Regions from separate parts of the Homo sapiens genome. Here region 2 is linked to region 1. Evidence: read pairs that join two places in POLR2A ChIA-PET (ENCODE). Cell type or tissue: Caco-2. All regions are shown on one strand.

Evidence for each region. ChIA-PET counts read pairs that join two places held together with the same protein. Peaks named below come from ENCODE experiments on the same cell type or tissue, not always from the same donor. Only the 100,000 strongest peaks of a DNase experiment are listed, where the experiment ranks them.
Region 2: POLR2A ChIA-PET joins it to region 1 with 10 read pairs; 4 of 35 experiments call an interaction of 5 or more read pairs at or near these places.

The regions. Positions count from the first base shown.
Region 1 is chr2:85,252,297-85,260,296 of GRCh38, forward strand. The region is part of intron 3 of TCF7L1 (transcription factor 7 like 1); the gene reads left to right. Among named protein-coding and RNA genes, the nearest start is that of TCF7L1-IT1, 70 kb to the left of the region's middle. RefSeq lists enhancers at 3,199-3,921, 3,922-4,645, 6,814-7,536, 7,537-8,000 and a silencer at 6,810-7,104. In Caco-2, no CTCF peak of the experiment used is centred here; DNase peaks (open chromatin) are centred at 3,245, 3,875, 4,165, 7,055 and 2 weaker places; H3K4me3 peaks cover 928 bases.
Region 2 is chr2:84,983,326-84,991,325 of GRCh38, forward strand. The region is part of intron 1 of KCMF1 (potassium channel modulatory factor 1); the gene reads left to right. Among named protein-coding and RNA genes, the nearest start is that of KCMF1, 16 kb to the left of the region's middle. In Caco-2, no CTCF peak of the experiment used is centred here; no DNase peak of the experiment used is centred here.

The DNA of each region.
Region 1 (8,000 bases):
TTTGAAGCCATATTCATGGCAGCTGTAGTCCTGAGCATTCGCAGGACTTGTAGATAATTCACCTACGTGGTCTCGGGCAGTTATACCCTGTGATAATTTATAGCCACCCGTTCAGGCAGACAATTCCACATGAGCATTTGCTATCACTCTACTACCCTGACCCAAGCCTCGGTGTGACCCAAGCCTCGGTGTGACCCCTCTGCATGGCCTCTCCAAAAGAGATCCCTTCCCTGGGAGTTTGGGGAGCCTCTGACTCCCAGGAGAGTAGCAAAGCCAAGAAGGGGGAAATAAAAGACCACAAAAGAGCGGTGTGTTTTGAAGGAATGAATGTTTTCTACAGCCCATTTCCAAAGAACAGTCTAGAAATGCTTGCACACAAACAGTGTCATCAGAGTAGAGTAAGTGTGTGGTTTCCAAGCAGCCCCTACCACAAGCTCCCCGAGGCCTGTGCCTGCCAGGGAGCCCAACCTCAGCACCTAGTATCCAGCTCCCCAGGGAAACTGTTCTGAGCATTAGTCCTCCCTTCTCTGAGCCCAGAACGGCAGGCTGCAACTTCTAGGGTTGAATGGATGGCAGCTCAAGGAAACAGAATGGCTTTCTGGTTTTAAAACCTCAGAAAACCTAAAAACTTGATCTCTATTGCTTTACTTTAGGAAATTTTAGGCCCTTTCTCAGACGGCCTAAAATTAGACCTTCGCCACTCCCAACCAAAGCATGTCATGACATGGAAGAAGGTGGTCCCTGGCCTAATGACCCATTTCTGTAAAAATGAGGTAGGATGTGTAAACAGTGCAATAAGACTATGGAACAACAGACCGTGAGCCAGTGTCACCTTAAATGTAAACGTTAGAGATCTAGGCTTCTGAAGAAATGTTGGAAAGCCTATTAAACCACATAGGTTTGGGATTTTTCATTGTGTAGCAGACATATGGCTTAGTGTTTGATTTAAAAAATAGGAAGTTGGTGGCCATTTTCATGAATAGTTTGACAGCCAGTCAGAAGTGTGATTGTCGTTTTACCTAAACGCAACTGCTGTTGTTCGTAAGGTCAGAAACCTGCTCACAGGGGCGGGGGCGGGGAGGTCTGGTCTGTTGGCTGTTTGACCCATTTGGTTACGACCTCCATGCTTTGTCCTGAGTAGGCTGGTTCATGCTGGCAAGTCAATGCAGAAATATTGATCAGGTTCCTACTAATTGCAAGGATTGGGTTGAACGTTGCAGTAGGTAAGTAAAAGATGAGTGGGGCCATGACCTTATATAGGAACTGTCTGTTTCCTGGTCCACCAGAGCAACAACACAAGTAGTGGAACTGATCTCAAGGCAGGGAAAGGTTAGTGTCACAACAGAAGAACAGTGAGCTTTGGAGCCTCAAAGAAAGAGGGGCCATCTCCCTGTCCTTAAAAGAAATCTTCCTCCTTTTTACTACCATCGTAAGAGTTTACCTACTCCAGGCCCTGTGCATGCTAAGCGTTCACTCAGTTAAACCACCACACAATCTTAGGAACTGGATTATACTAATACCTTTTCAACATGTGGGAGCTGAGGCTCAGAAAGATTAACTTTAGATCAAGGTAACAACTGGTAAGGGGTACAGTCAGGATTCAGTCCTAGCTCAGCCAGACCCCACTGTCATGTGTGACCTTGCAGTGGGGCAGGGAGTGGCAGCAGGAGACTGAGTGGGAGCCCTTGGGTCTTTGGGATGGTTTCACCTTTGGAAGATCCAGGCCCCTCTTGCCATGAGAGCCCCATGAAGGGCTCATGGCCTGGAGCGGGTGGGAGGGCAGGAAGCCCAGCTGGGCACGGGGCAGCTGGAGGAGTGCCTTATTTGAGGCTGCTCTCGCATCATCTCATTAGGGATAATCATTTGTAGACTTGCTGCCACTGCAAACCATCGGCCCCGCTCAAATTTTCCCTGCAGCAGTGATGATGAAGTGATTCCTTAGCAGAACTGCTGGGTAACACAATTAATTCAGACTTGGGGTGGATGTTAGTGTGAATTAGGGGGTCTTCTGAATTATAAAACCTTTCAAAAGGAGCACAGGTTTATTGCTTCTGAACTTCACCAGGAATTGAAGCCAGACTGGCAAGGGGGCTCCCTGGACGAAGTCCTCTGTGTGTCCCTTGTAGGTCAGTGGTGCTTTTTCCTGCATTGGGGGGGCTTGAAGGTTGTTTCATAGCCATTTAGATATTCCCCTTGGAGTCTTGCTTGCAATTAATCTGTACTGTCTGTAAAAAGGGTTTGCCTAGCAAAGGTAAACTCCAGCACCCCGATCCACATTAATGAGTTTTGCCTGTGTAAACCACGTTAATTGTGGTTGTTGCTTTTTAATTGTCCTTAAGTTTCTTGTATGTTAACTGCTCCAGGCTAGAACTCTGGTTTCTGTTTCCGTTGGGGGCTCTATTCTCACTCCTACCCAAATAGCCTCGCCAATCTGCACTGAGATCTGCTCCCCTGCCCCCACCCTGTCTGGCATTAGTACTAAGAAGAGAATGAAGCTCAGAAAAACAGCCTCACTGGCCTAGATGAGGAGGCACAGGTATGTGGGGAAAACACGAGTGGAAGCCACAAGGTCTTCTGAGGGTCTGGAACTACCAGGTCAAGAGAAGAAAGACTTCAGATTGTCACTGTTGGATGTCTTAATATGAGGAAGGACTCAAACAGAGCTGTCCGCAGCTGCAACTGGCTGTCTTGAGAGGTGGTGACCTTTCTCGAGAAGGGTGGAAACTGTAGCCAGACAACTACTTGGTGAAGCAGCATACAGAGAGATCGCCCTTCTGATGATGCGCCCAGTCTGAGGCCTCACTGAGATGGCCTCAAGAGTGTGTCTTGAGCTGGTTAGAAACTTACCATCCTGGGCCCCACGACACACCTCTTGACCCAGACTGCATCTTAACAGGATCCTCAGCTAATGCATGCGATTGTTCACTTCCAGGGCCTCTGGTTCAGGACCAGGGTGCATGAGCATCACCTGGAGGAGATTTTTAATACAAATGCAGGGGCTGAGCTGCTGGCCTAGGACATAGAAGGACCATTCCCATACCTCACAGTCCAGCTGTCTCCCCATTCCCTCCCCCCTACATGCTGTTGTGTTTCCAAGTTCATGCCTGTGTGCACACCTGCACACAAGGGAATAGGAAAATGGCTTTGATGTATGGAATCATGTCTACAAGCTGCTTCAGTCAGGGGCCCTTCTTGCTGAGAGACCAGGCAGCTTTCCCAGGGAGCCCCAGGGCAGGGGCCTGAGGCACCTGCTTCCTGTTCTGTCCCCTGAGAGCTCCGCTTTGCCGGGAGAAAGGAGAAGCCTAAACAGGGTGGGCTGGGTCTGCGAGGCCTGCCTAAGGCTGCCCTCTGCCTTCCCAGCCCTTCAGTCCCTGATCCTTTCGGGCCCCTCCTAGGCCAGAATGTCCCAGATTAGATGGGGTGGGGAGGATGTCTTCTGGTTGCTGTAGGCCTGCATTAGGGGAGTATCCTCTCTGGTCCCACGTGGGGCAGGTGCCCAGAGCCAGGAATGAGCCGCCTGTGGTGATTCCTGTGTGTCTGGAGTCCAGGAGTCCCTTGCACTGTTGGCCAGTGGTCACTGTGCGGTGATTGACTGGGCTCAGTGTCTGTAGCTTTTGTCTGAGCCCCTTGCACCCCTCCCCGGGGATGATTGTCTGAGTTGGTGGATGTTAATCTGCAGCCCCTGAGAAGCTGCCTGGCAAATGGGAGGTTAATGTGCAAACAGCGGGGAGCATTGTCCATGTGTGAGGCTGGACAGCAAGTGGGAGGGAAATAGTTAAAAATCCTATTCATGGCTCAGGAGGGGAGGAGGGGTGGGCGCAGGAGCAGGCCCGGCCTTGTGCTAATCTTGCTGGAATGTAACTAGTTCGGGCAGTTTCTGGCTTCGATGTGCTTTGGGGCCGGTTGGCGTCCCCCCCGCCCCAACCCAGTACATCGATGGTGCGTCCGCGCGCCGAAGGCTGCTCTTTGTGTTCTCTGCAGCCACAGCTTAGAAGCGTCCGAGTCAGACCGCTTTCAGTTGTAAGGATGGGGAGGGAGGAAGCTCAGCGAGGCAGTTGTGTTATCCAAATCCACAGGCTCTTTCTCTGTTGGAGGATTTGGGTGGGGGAAGGGAATGGGCAGAAGAGAATGTTCAAGGAGAAAGACCCTAAACCTGTTGGGTCAGGCTGCTCAGCTGCCTAGAGGCCTGGGAATGCCTAGGGGGAAGCCCCTGCTTCCGGACACACAATCAATTACATATAACAGTGGGGCCTTGTGTGTGTAGGCGGGACACTGGGAGGGGTCGGCTCACAGCTCATGTTTTAATGCTTTACAAGGAGAGTGTGTTCATGCATTGCTTCTGCAACTTATAATCAATTTAAAACATTCTACATCTTGATCTAGGCTGGTGGTTACATTGATATTTACATATTGGGCCAGGTTTGGTGGCTCATGCCTGTAATTTGGGAGGCCGAGGTGGGTGGATCACCTGAGGTGTCAGGAGTTCGAGACCAGCCTGGCCAACATGGCGAAACCATCTCTAATAAAAATACAAAAATTAGCCGGGTGTGGTGGCGGGCATCTGTAATCCCAGCCACTCGGGAAGCTGAGGCAGGAGAATCACTTGAACCTGGGAAGCAGAGTTTGCACTGAGCTGAGATCGCACCATTGCACTCCAGCCTGGGTGACAGAGTGAGACTCTGTCTTAAAAAAAAAAAATTACATATTAAAAATTCACTAGAGCCTGGGCAACGTAGTGAGACCCCCATCTCTACAAAAGTTTTAAGAATTAGCTGGCTGTAGTGGCACATGCCTGTGGTCTCAGCTACTCGAGAGGCTGAATCAGGAAGATTGCTTGAGCCCAGGAGTTCGAGGCTACAGTGAGCTCTGATTGAGCCATTGCACCCCAGCCTGGGCAACAGAACAAAATCCTGTCTTAAAGATTCATTGAGCCGCACACGAGATTTGTGTACTTGCTTATGTATACATATTACACCTTAGTTTTAAATATTTTAAATTAATTTAAAAAAAGAAAAATCCCTCCTTCCTGACCTACCAAGGCCTTGGCTGTCCAGCACAGCTGCAGGGAGGAAGAACAGGTTCCCCGGCTTAGCTCCAGGGCATCCTCGGACTGCCCACTGGAGTGGGCGCTGAGCTCCCACACCGCTGTTTGGAAACAGAATGAAGTTGCACAGCAGCCAGATTCTGGGGCTTCCCCACCCAAGTTTGCCACTTTGCTCATGGGATTTGAAGAAAGCATCAAAGGCAGCAGCTTTAGAAAATAGCTCCAAGGGCCCCCCTTGGAGTGAGGTCACCTTCTCAGCTCACAGAGGGCTGTGGTGCCAGCTGCTGGCCACACATGCCCACGGGGCTGCTCTGGCCCTGCCTGACCCTGACTGGCTTCCCCTTGCATCCCCTGGGGAGCCCACGCCCACTGCACAGCATACCCACCAGGTGCTGCTGCCCTCCTGAACTCTGTGGGACACACTGCTGCCCACGTGGGGACTGCCCCGGAATCAGGACCCTGGATTTCTCCTCTGCTACCTGCCCCCTCCCGCCACGTAGTGAGGGTTCCACATTATGAATGTCATGGTTCCTTCCGGCTCTTGATTTTCCATGATTCGGGATCAGGAAATGATTTTCCTCTGAGTATTTTTAGGCCATGAGACTCAGTATAACAGTCAAATCCTGGCTCCACAACCCCTAGCTGTGTGGCCTTGGATAAATTAAAATCTCTCTAATCTTAGTTTCCTCATATGTGAAATGGGAATAACAACAATACTAAACTCAGTAGGGCTGATGAGGATTAAGTGGAAACCAGACTAATGTTGTATTCATTATCTGGGATAAAGGTTAGCCTGTATCATCATAATCAAAACCACACGACACAGTGTGCCTCACAGTCCAGTGAGCCAAATCCTTGCCTGTGCACACTGTACCCTTAGACCTGAGCAGGGGGGGCCTGCATTGGACCCTACTTTGGAGGGCCCTGCTCTGACCACCCTGACCACTTCCTTCCTGACCAGGCCAGGAATCCACGGAGCTGAGGATCCAAAGAATGGGATCCTGAGGCTTGAGAGCCTGCCTGACTCTTCCCTGGACGTGCACCAAGCCACTGGTGTGCACACCTATAGGTTGAGATAGGGGGCTCGCGTTTGCCTGGGGCTGAGCTTTGATGGGGGTGCTGAGATGTCTGGGATGTTTCCATGTGTGGTCCCAAGACCTCATAGGACAAGATGGAACTGGGAATGGTGGGGGTGCCAGATCAGGCTCTCTTACCACCACCGCATTCTGGTACAGAACCCAGGAGTCTGGGAATTCTAAATTCGAGCCTGGCCTTTTCGTAGCATTCATATTTGTCAAGGGAGGAGGAGAGAATGTATTTAACAGTTTGTCAGCTTGAGTTATAACTTTTACATGTGTAAGCGTATGGGCTTGCATCTATGTTCTTGTCCCAAACCCTGCAGATATTGGGGTTGGGGGGGCTGTCTGCATGCCCTTCCTTCCCCAGTGGGTGACCATCACTGACCCCTGAGACTTAAGACAAATTGTAGCCATGCCCGCCTCCGAAGGCGTCTTTAGGAAAACAGTGTCGTAGGTCCTTTCAGTTCAAAACCCTTGCTTATTTATTAACATGAATACGTTGGTTCTAGAATAGAGCCTTGCCCTGTGGAAATTGCCATCTGTACTCTTCGAGGTCTACCTCAGATCCCACCTCTTGGCCTAACTCTGTAATACCCCCACACTCGGTGACACCCCCACTCTATGACATTTACCATTTGGGACAGAAGCCCTGTCCTCCCTACCTATAGCTGAGGCCACCTCCCAAGACACATTGTCATTCTGTCCCCCACAGCACCACACACAGTGGCTGCGCATGGTGGATGCACAGTGAGTATTTGTGGAATGAGCGGCCGAGCCGCTGCAGACTGATGAGTGTTCTGGGGCCTGTGTTTGTTTTCTAAAACTGCTCTGTCAGTAAGCGCCCCGCCAATCCCCGTGTAAACATATTCAGATCCTAAAGAAGATCAGGCAGCCACCCTTTAAAAAGCCCGATAAACCCAACCTTCATTTGTATTATCTTTGGGCAGGGTTTGCTTGGGAATTCGTATCTGTAGGAAATCTTAGTGCTCGCTGCTGGGAGGCAAATTGTTCGCATTCATTTGTTCTTTCAGTGGTTTGGCCCTATAAAGCAGAGGGCTGGCCTGAGGGAAAATTGTGAAAGAATCTGAGTTTGTCTTTGGGGTAGAAATTAAACAGCTTCTCTAGGCCTTGCCCTCAAACTTCAGCCCTGTTTACTATTGAAGATTGTGTGTCTCAAGGGGTAAAGAGAGCCGTGGGATAATGGAGACTGAAAAAATGTTGCGATTTAGCCATTTTGTTTTCTTTTTTCCTTGGAGAATAATCTTTTGGGAAAAACTTGGATAGAGACCCTTTGAGCCATACAATTTTTTAAAGTTGAATTCAAGCCTCTAGTCATGGCTTGATTCATTTTTTTCTGAACAATGAACAAAGAAATGCTGGTAGAGAGCCTTGAAATGCGGGGATGTTGAATGAGGAAAGGAAAAAGGAGGGCCGTGAGTGTTCCTGAGCACTGGCTGGACCCTGCAGAAGCTTCCGATCATTCTGGAGGTCTCCAGAACTTGGTGGCTGGGACACCAGATACTGTGCATATGTGAGGGGAGGGCCTCTGAGAACTCCCAAGAGGCCCCCAGCAGCCTCCCCCACAACTGACCTTTCACAGTTGGCACTAAACTGCAGGCTTATCTCCTTTCTCCATTTCCAGGACTGCAAATTGCAGCACCTGGAACTAAGACATCCCTGGAGGGCAGGCCTTCCAAACTCGCCCCCATTGATTAAGGCAAACACTGCTTCATCCACAATGTTACAGTAACATCAGCAAGAAGAAATGATGATCATAGCTGATAGCTGTCAAGTGCTTACAGCGAACCAGATGCTTCTGGGTGCCCTTCTCTATTTAATCTTGGTATGGCAGTGTACGTTGGCAGGGGACTGGAATT
Region 2 (8,000 bases), 270 kb before region 1:
CTTAAATTTTTTTTTTTAAGAGACAGAGTCTCACTCTGTTGCCCAGGCTGGAGTGTGGGGGTGTGATCGTACCTCACTGCAGCCTTGACCTCCCATCCTCAAGAGATTCTCATACCTCAATCTCCTGAGTGGATAGGACTACAGACATGTGCCACCATACCTGGCTAACTTTTGTTTTGTTTTTTTTGCTTGTTTGTTTGAGATAGAATTTCGTTCTTGTAGCCCAGGCTGGAGTAAAATGGCGTGATCTCAGCTCACTGCAACCTCCACCTCCTGGGTTCAAGCAATTCTCCTGCCTCAGCCTCCCAAAGTAGCTGGGATTACAGGCACCTGCCACCACACCCAGCTAATTTTTTTGTATTTTTAGTTGAAATGGGGTTTCACTGTGTTGGCCAGGCTGGTCTTGAACTCCTAACCTCAGGTGATCCACCCACCTTGGCCTCCCAAAGTGTTGGGATTACAGGCGTGAGCCACTGCGTCCGGCTGACTTTTGTATTTTTTATAGAGATGGAGTCACCCTATGTTGCCCAGGCAGGTCCTGAGCTCCTGACCTCAAGCAATCCTACCTTGGTCTCCTACAGTGCTGGGATTACAGGAGTGAGTCCCTATTCCCAGCCAAAGTCTTAAATCTTAAATTTTACATTCATCATATTTTAATTCAAATGCTAAATTTTCATTTAAAAAATGCCTCAGTTGAAAAACATATTCACATTTATGCGTTGAGGGTCTGCTAGGCTTTTGCTGACCACCCTGTCTAAAGTAGCTCATACTCTGGCTGGCCATGGTGGCTCATGCTTGTAATCCCAGCACTTTGGGAGGCTGAGGAAGGAGGATTGTTTGAGACAAAGCTGGGCAACATGGTAAGACCCCATCTTCACAAAATAAGTAAATAAATAATAGAAGTTTCTTTGAAAAAATAAGTAAATAAAGTAGCCCACACTCTATATATATTTTTTGTAGGGATGGGGTCTTGCTGTGTTGCCAAGGCTGGTCTCAAACTCCTGAGCTCAAGCAATTTTCCCGCCTCAGCCTCCCAAAGTGCTACGATTACAGATGTGAGCCATCACACTTGGCTGTGGATTTCTGCTTCAGTTTCTGTCCTAAGAACTTAGATTTTTCATTTCTTTTTCACCTTAAAATTATTTTTTAACATATACTGGTTTCATGACCTTTTATTTATTTTTTTCTTTTATATTTAAAGAAGCTTAGCAGAGGCTGGGTACGGTGGCTCACACCTGTAATCCCAGCACTTTGGGAGGCTGAGGTGGGTGGCTCATCTGAGGTGAGGAGTTCGAGACCAGCCTGACCAACATGAAGAAACCCCGTCACTACTAAAAATACAAAATAACCTGGGTGTGGTGGCGCATGCCCATAATCCTAGCTACTCGGGAGGCTGAGGCAGGAGAATTGCTTGAACCCGGGAGGCAGAGGTTGCGGTGAGCCAAGATTGCGCCATTGCACTCCAGTCCAGCCTGGGCAGCAAGTAAAACTCTGTCTCAAAAAGAAAGAAAGAAAGAAAGAAACTTCTATTATTTATTTATTTTGTGAAGTTGGGGCCTCACTATGTTGCCCAGGATGGCCTCGAACTCTTGGGCTCAATCCCCTTGCCTCAGCCTCCCAAAGTGTTGGGATTACAAGCTTGAGCCACCATGGCCGGCCAGAGTATGGGCTACTTTAGATAGGGTGGTCAGGAAAAGCCTATCTGAAGATGGACATTTAAGGAAAAGCCATAGTTAAATGAGAGAGATTTAAAGGAAAAAAAAATACGACTGAGGATACAGCAAGTGTAGAGGTCCTGAAATTGGAATGTTCTTGGAACAGCACAGAGGCCATGTGGCTGGAGGGCAATGATTGGGGTGGAAAGGGGTAGGAAGTGAAGTTGGCGTAGTTCGAGCCAGATCTTGGACACCCTCGCATTGTAGGCTGTGTTGAGGACTGTTGAACTGTGAATGCTTTGAGAAACACATTTCGGAAGCCCTGCTTCTATAGAAAGGTCTTTTTGACTAACTAAATGGCAGGGGGTGGAAAGTACATACTCAGTTTGTGTCCCAAACATCTCTAAGAACATTTCTTTACAAACTTTCCCTACATTTACCGTTCTTTTAAGCTTTGTCTTTCTTGACCCCTGTTACTCTATTACTCTATTTAACTGATGTTTCCTGAAGGGTGTGGGGTTTGGTGGAAGGTGAATCTTCCTAGTTTGAATGTAAAACCCTTGGGCCTGGCCTGGCGCGGTGGCTCACGCCTCTAATCTTAGCACTTTGGGAAGCCCAGGCAGGCGGCTCACGAGGTCAGGAGTTTGAGACCAGCCTGGCCAACATGGTGAAACCCCGTCTCTACTAAAAATACAAAAATTAGCTGGGTGTGGCAGTAAGTGCCTGTAATCCCAGCTACTGGGGAGACTGAGGCAGGAGAATAGCTTGAAACCAGAAGGCGGAGGTTGCAGTGAGCCGAGATTGTGTCACTGCACTCCAGCCTGGGTGACAGAGCCAGACTCCATCTCAAAAAAAAAAAACCCTTGGGCCTAGAAACTAGGTCATCTACATACATTAGCAGCTCTCAAACTTTTAAAAAAATATAACACAGAAATATATTTTATATTCTGATGCAGTAGTCACATACATATGTAATGAAGCAAGAGTAATGCAAAATAGTACTTATCACTACTTTGAAACATATACTTTGTTTTCTATTCTGCTTCATTAAAAACCAAAATACTAGTTGTGACCTTCTAGATTGATTTCACATTCTATTCATGGATTGTCACCTCCTATTGAAAAACACTGGCCTTGGATGTCTAACCTAAAACTTTGGGTCCTTATGTGCAAGGTATTATGATAAGTACTATGAGGCATTTAGAAAACTCTTAGAATTTTTCCTCCTAAAGTATGTGGTATGACTGAAGCAATAAGGTCTAAGTATTTAAAATAAAATAACCCTTGTATGACTGGGGCAATTAAAAGTGTCAGCTCATTTACTACAAGTTCTGTAGTGTTGGCAAGTGGAATGAGGTGTTATTTGGGTGTCAGAGAAGAGATTTCCTTAGGGTGGCATTTAAACTCAAGACTTGAAGAAGTATCGTATTTTTATAGGATGAGTTGGGGGAAGGGGATCCGCCAAGTGAGAGAATGTAGGAGGTAAAGTGCAGAACTAAGAAAACATGCAGTGTGTTGGAGAGAGGTAGGTGGGACAACAGTGAGGAGACCAGAGTTTCTGGAACAGAAGACTCCCGTATGTTAGCAGGGGGAGTGAGGTATATTAGAAAGGCTGGGCCGGGTGCGGTGGCTCACGCCTGTAATCCTAGCACTTTGGGAGGCCAAGGTGGGTGGATCACGAGGTCAGGAGTTCGAGACCAGCCTGGCCAAGATGGTGAAACCGTGTCTGTACTTAAGAAAAAAAAAAAAAAATTAGCCAGGCGTGGTGGTGGGCACCTGTAATCCCAGTTACTCGGGAGGCTGAGGCAGGAGACTCGCTTGAACCCGAGAGGTGGAGGTTGCAGTGAGCCGAGATCACGCCACTGTACTCCAGCCTGGGCGACACAGTGAGACTCCGTCTCAAAAAAAAGAAAGAAAGGTTGATGGACTTACTTAAGGTTCCAAGGGTGAAGTGGGACAGGGACTTATTTGTTTAGACTTGGGTTCAATGCTAGTAGTCTGTTTTCTCATCTGTAAAAGGAGGACACTAATGCCTGTTTAGCTACTCTCTAAGGCCTTTGTCAAGATGAAATGGCGGTGCATGTTAGGTTTTCTAAATTAGATAAAGCACTGCATAAATGTAAGGTGATGGTATTTTTTATCACGGTAGATAAGATAAGAAATGAAGGTGGGAGCAAGGTAGATAAGTGAAGGATTTTGATTGTCATGTGAAGGTCAGTCTTGTTCTTTTCCCATACAGATTGTGGGACAGAGGAAGGAGTAGTGCATTAAAAGTTTTAAGCAGAGAAAGGGAACAATGAAAATTGGTATCACTGAAGCAGATTGTTATGGTAGTATGTGAGAGATTGGTGCCTGTGCCTGTAGCAGGGAGACCTGTAGACCTTTTTGCTGGAATGAGCTTGAGCTTGAAATAAAAAGGATCTGAATTAGTCAATCGTCACAGGAACAGAAAGAAAAAAGATGCCTTAAGATAAAGGCTTATTGTTGAGAGAGCAAGGAATAAAGTATAAATTGCAGGACAGCCAGCCAGAGTGCTGGAAGAATTGCAGGTTCTTGTAGTAAATTGGGCATCTAGGAGGGGAGAGACAGGAAAAAGAATCATTTTCAGCTTTTGATGTTTTGAATTTAAGGTGATGGTAGGCCACTAGGTAGAAATCAGAAGTGGGAAATACTACTCTGGGGTTCAGGAGAGAGAAATTGGGGCTAGATTTAAGAATTTCATAGCCTTCTTTACTGAAGCCTGGGGATAGGCTAGATTTCTAAGGATGAAAGCATAGAGAAGGGAGAAGTATGTTCATATTTAGAAGCAAGAGCAGAGGAGTCAGGGTCAGCCCAATCAGAGAGCTAAGAGGAGGACCCTGCTTGTGTATTGACTTGGAAGACATCTTTTATAGTATAATAGCACTTGTCATGTGAGTGTTGACTTACTTGTCTGTCTGCTTTAAAAATGTAGGCTTCTGCCGGGCACAGTGGCTCACACCTGTAATCCCAGCACTTTGGGAGGCCGAGGCAGGCAGATCACCTGAGGTCGGGAGTTCAAGACCAGCCTGACCAACATGGAGAAATGCCGTCTCTACTAAAAAAAAATAAATAAATACAAAATTAGGCGGGTGTGATGGCGCATGCCTGTAATCCCAGCTACTCGGGAGGCTGAGGCAGGAGAATCACTTGAACCCAGGAGGCAGAGGTTGCGGTGAGCCAAGATCGCGCCATTGCACTCCAGCCTGGGCAACAAGAGTGAAACTCCATTTCAAAAAAAAAAAAAGTAGGCTTCTTGGGAATGGGGGTGGGAAGTAGAGTAGATGAAGAGGCAGCAAGGGGAGAAACTAATATTAACCAAGCATCTGCTATATTAATATTTATTGAATACTTACTATGTGCCAGGCACTGTTGTAAGCATTTCACATGTACCAACTCATTTAATTCTCTAAACAGTCCTATGAGATATGTATCATTATCTCAGTTTTATAGATGAGGAAATTAATGCACTGAGAAGTTAAGTACCTTCCCTAAGATGGCACAGTGTTTGATAGAGCTGGAATTCAAACCTGGGTTTGGGTTCTTAACATTAAGCTCTGTACCAAGAACTTTTAGACTGGTTCCTACAGCAGAGACCTCAGTTTAAAGGCTTAAAATTTCAGATCCACCCAGCAAGGCATATGTTATTCCCTTTTACAAATTAGGAAGTTGAGTTTCAGAGAGGTTAGGTTATTTGTCGTAGGTCCCATAGGTAGTAAGAGAGAAAGCCAGGATTTTTAATCAAACTCTATCACAGACCAAAGCCCATGTTCATTCATGTTTAGTTGAGAAGCCATCTGACTTTTTCTTTGGAGAACCACATAGCAAATGTGGCTTTGTAGGCCACATGGTCTTGATTGCAGTTACTCTACTCTGCTGTTGTAGTATGAAAGCAGCCATGAGACTTTGTATAAACAGATGAACATGACTATGATCTGGTAAATCTTTATGGGCACTGAAATTTGAATTTCATATAATTTTCAGGCACCACCAGATATTCTAAGTTCCCCCCACCCTATCATTTAAAAATGTAAAAACCATTCTTAGCAGGTTGTACAAAACCAGATAGGGGACCAGATTTCTCCACGGGCCATAGTTTGCTGACCTCTGCTTTAATCGATTCTTCTAATAAATATGTATTGAAAACTTACTCTGTGGAGATGTGCTGGGCACTGGTGACAAAAAAAGGGAGTTTCAGTCCTATGAGACAGGTGATTATAATACAGTGTAGTAAGAACTGTAATAAATTTATATTTACCAGATATAGTGGAAAAAACAGATACAGAGGCTCCATACTTTGATGGTGAATTTATAAAGGCATCTCAAAAAATAATGATAGTTGATGGATTGCCAGGCTTGTGGTGTAGGGGGAAGGCATAGATAGCATTGCTGAGGCAGAAAGGGAGGGATAAATGCCAGGAGATGAGCTTTGTCAAGAGGGTAGGGTGATGAGGAGTGAGTTTTTAGGTAATTTTAAGCCAGGGAGTAACATCTGATTTTTGTGCTCTGAAAGATAGCACTTTGGAGGATGGATCTGCAGGGAGGAAGGTATAGGAGGGAGACAGTTTCATTACCACAAGAAAAGATAATTGCTGTAGTTGTAGAGGTGAGTAAGAGTCATATCTGGTGATCGATTAAGCATGAGGATTGTGGAAGAATGAAAAGTCTAAGAAAACTTGGGTTTCTGGCTTGATTAATTGGGCGTTGCCATTCATCATGATGCATATAGAGGACAGAGAAGCATGCTTTCAGGGGTGGGTGCAGGAAGCAGGGAAAAGAGAAGGGACTTTGGTTTTGGCATGTTAGGTTTGAGGTGCCTGAGGGACATCCAGGTAGAGATGTCCAGGGGGATTTGAACATGTGAACATGAGGACTAGGCTAAGAGGTGTCCATTGTTGTAGAGTGATTGCTCAGTGATGTTGAAAATACATGGATTGAGAAGATAAGGAAACTGAATTGAGCATTGGAGGAGCAGGAAACTAACTGAACAGCCTGGAGAATGGGAGGACCAGGTGAGAGTATTGGTGTTGAAACTTAAGAAGATGATTTTCCTGAAGAAGAATATGGTCAATAGCACTACAGAAAGGTCAAGAAGATAAGGAATGCCGTGTTCATTGGCTTGAGCCATTGGAATAGGGAAGGTTGTGGAACTTAATGAGCAGTTTCAAAGGAGTGGGCTGGACCCAGATTGCAATGTGTTAAATTCTGACTGAATATGAGAAATTGAGGACACTACCCAAAGGTTTGGCTGTGAAGGGAAGGAGAGATGACAACAGCTGGAGGTATCTCTAGCACCTAGTGCATATTTTGGCACATAATAGAGACTGGGAAAACTCATTCATTCTACAAATACTGTGCCAGACACTATTACTGAAGCTAGGGATAGAGTAATGAAAGATAAGAGGAACTTCTTCTCACTCTGAAGCTTATATTTTAGTGGAGACTGGGGGTTGGGGGGTGGAGTAGAAATGAAACATAATTTTGGAAGGTGATAAATATTCTGAAGAAAATAAAGTAGAGTGAGAGAATAAGGATTGCAGTGACTCACTCCTGTAATCTCAATACTTTGGGAGGCTGAGTTGGGAGGATTGCTCAAGCCCAGGAGTTTGAGACCAGCCTGGGCAACACAGGGAGACCCTATCTCTGTTTTAATTAAAAAAAAAAAAATTGCATAACCTTGGAAGTCAGATGATTGGTGTGTGTGTTGCTGTTTTAGAAAGGATGATCAGGGAAGGCCTTTTGAGGAGGTGACATTGGAGCAGAGACTTCATTAAGTATAAAAGTCCTGAGTTGGAACACGGTAGGACAACAGGGTGGTTGAAGCTGCTAGGCAAAGAAGAGGAGTAGAGAAGATGAGGTAGGGATAAGCTGGGCCCAGGTTATATGGGACATTTTAGGCCTTGGTGAGGAATTTGATTTTGATTCTTGCTCAAAACCCAGTGGATGGTTTTGAGCAAGTTACTGACTTAACCACTTGTGTTCGAGATCATTCTAGCTGCAGGGTGGAGTGAGGCGAGAGTAGAAGGCAAGACTCCTAATTGGGAGGCTGCTTTAGTCAGAAGATGAAGGTGCCTTGAGCTAGGATGGAGGCATGACAGTGATGAGTAGTGGTGGCCTGGCCCAGATGTATCTTGAAGGTAGAGACAATGAGGACTTGCTGGTGTAATGTAGGGGAAAGGAGGAATCAAGGATGACAGCTCAGTCATCTCTGTGAAAGCAAGTGGTAGAGAAGAGGGCCATTTACTGACATGGGGAAGGCAGGAGGAAGGGAGAAGCATTTTGGAGATGGAGGTCAAGAGTTCTGTTTCAGGCGTAAATTAGGGATGT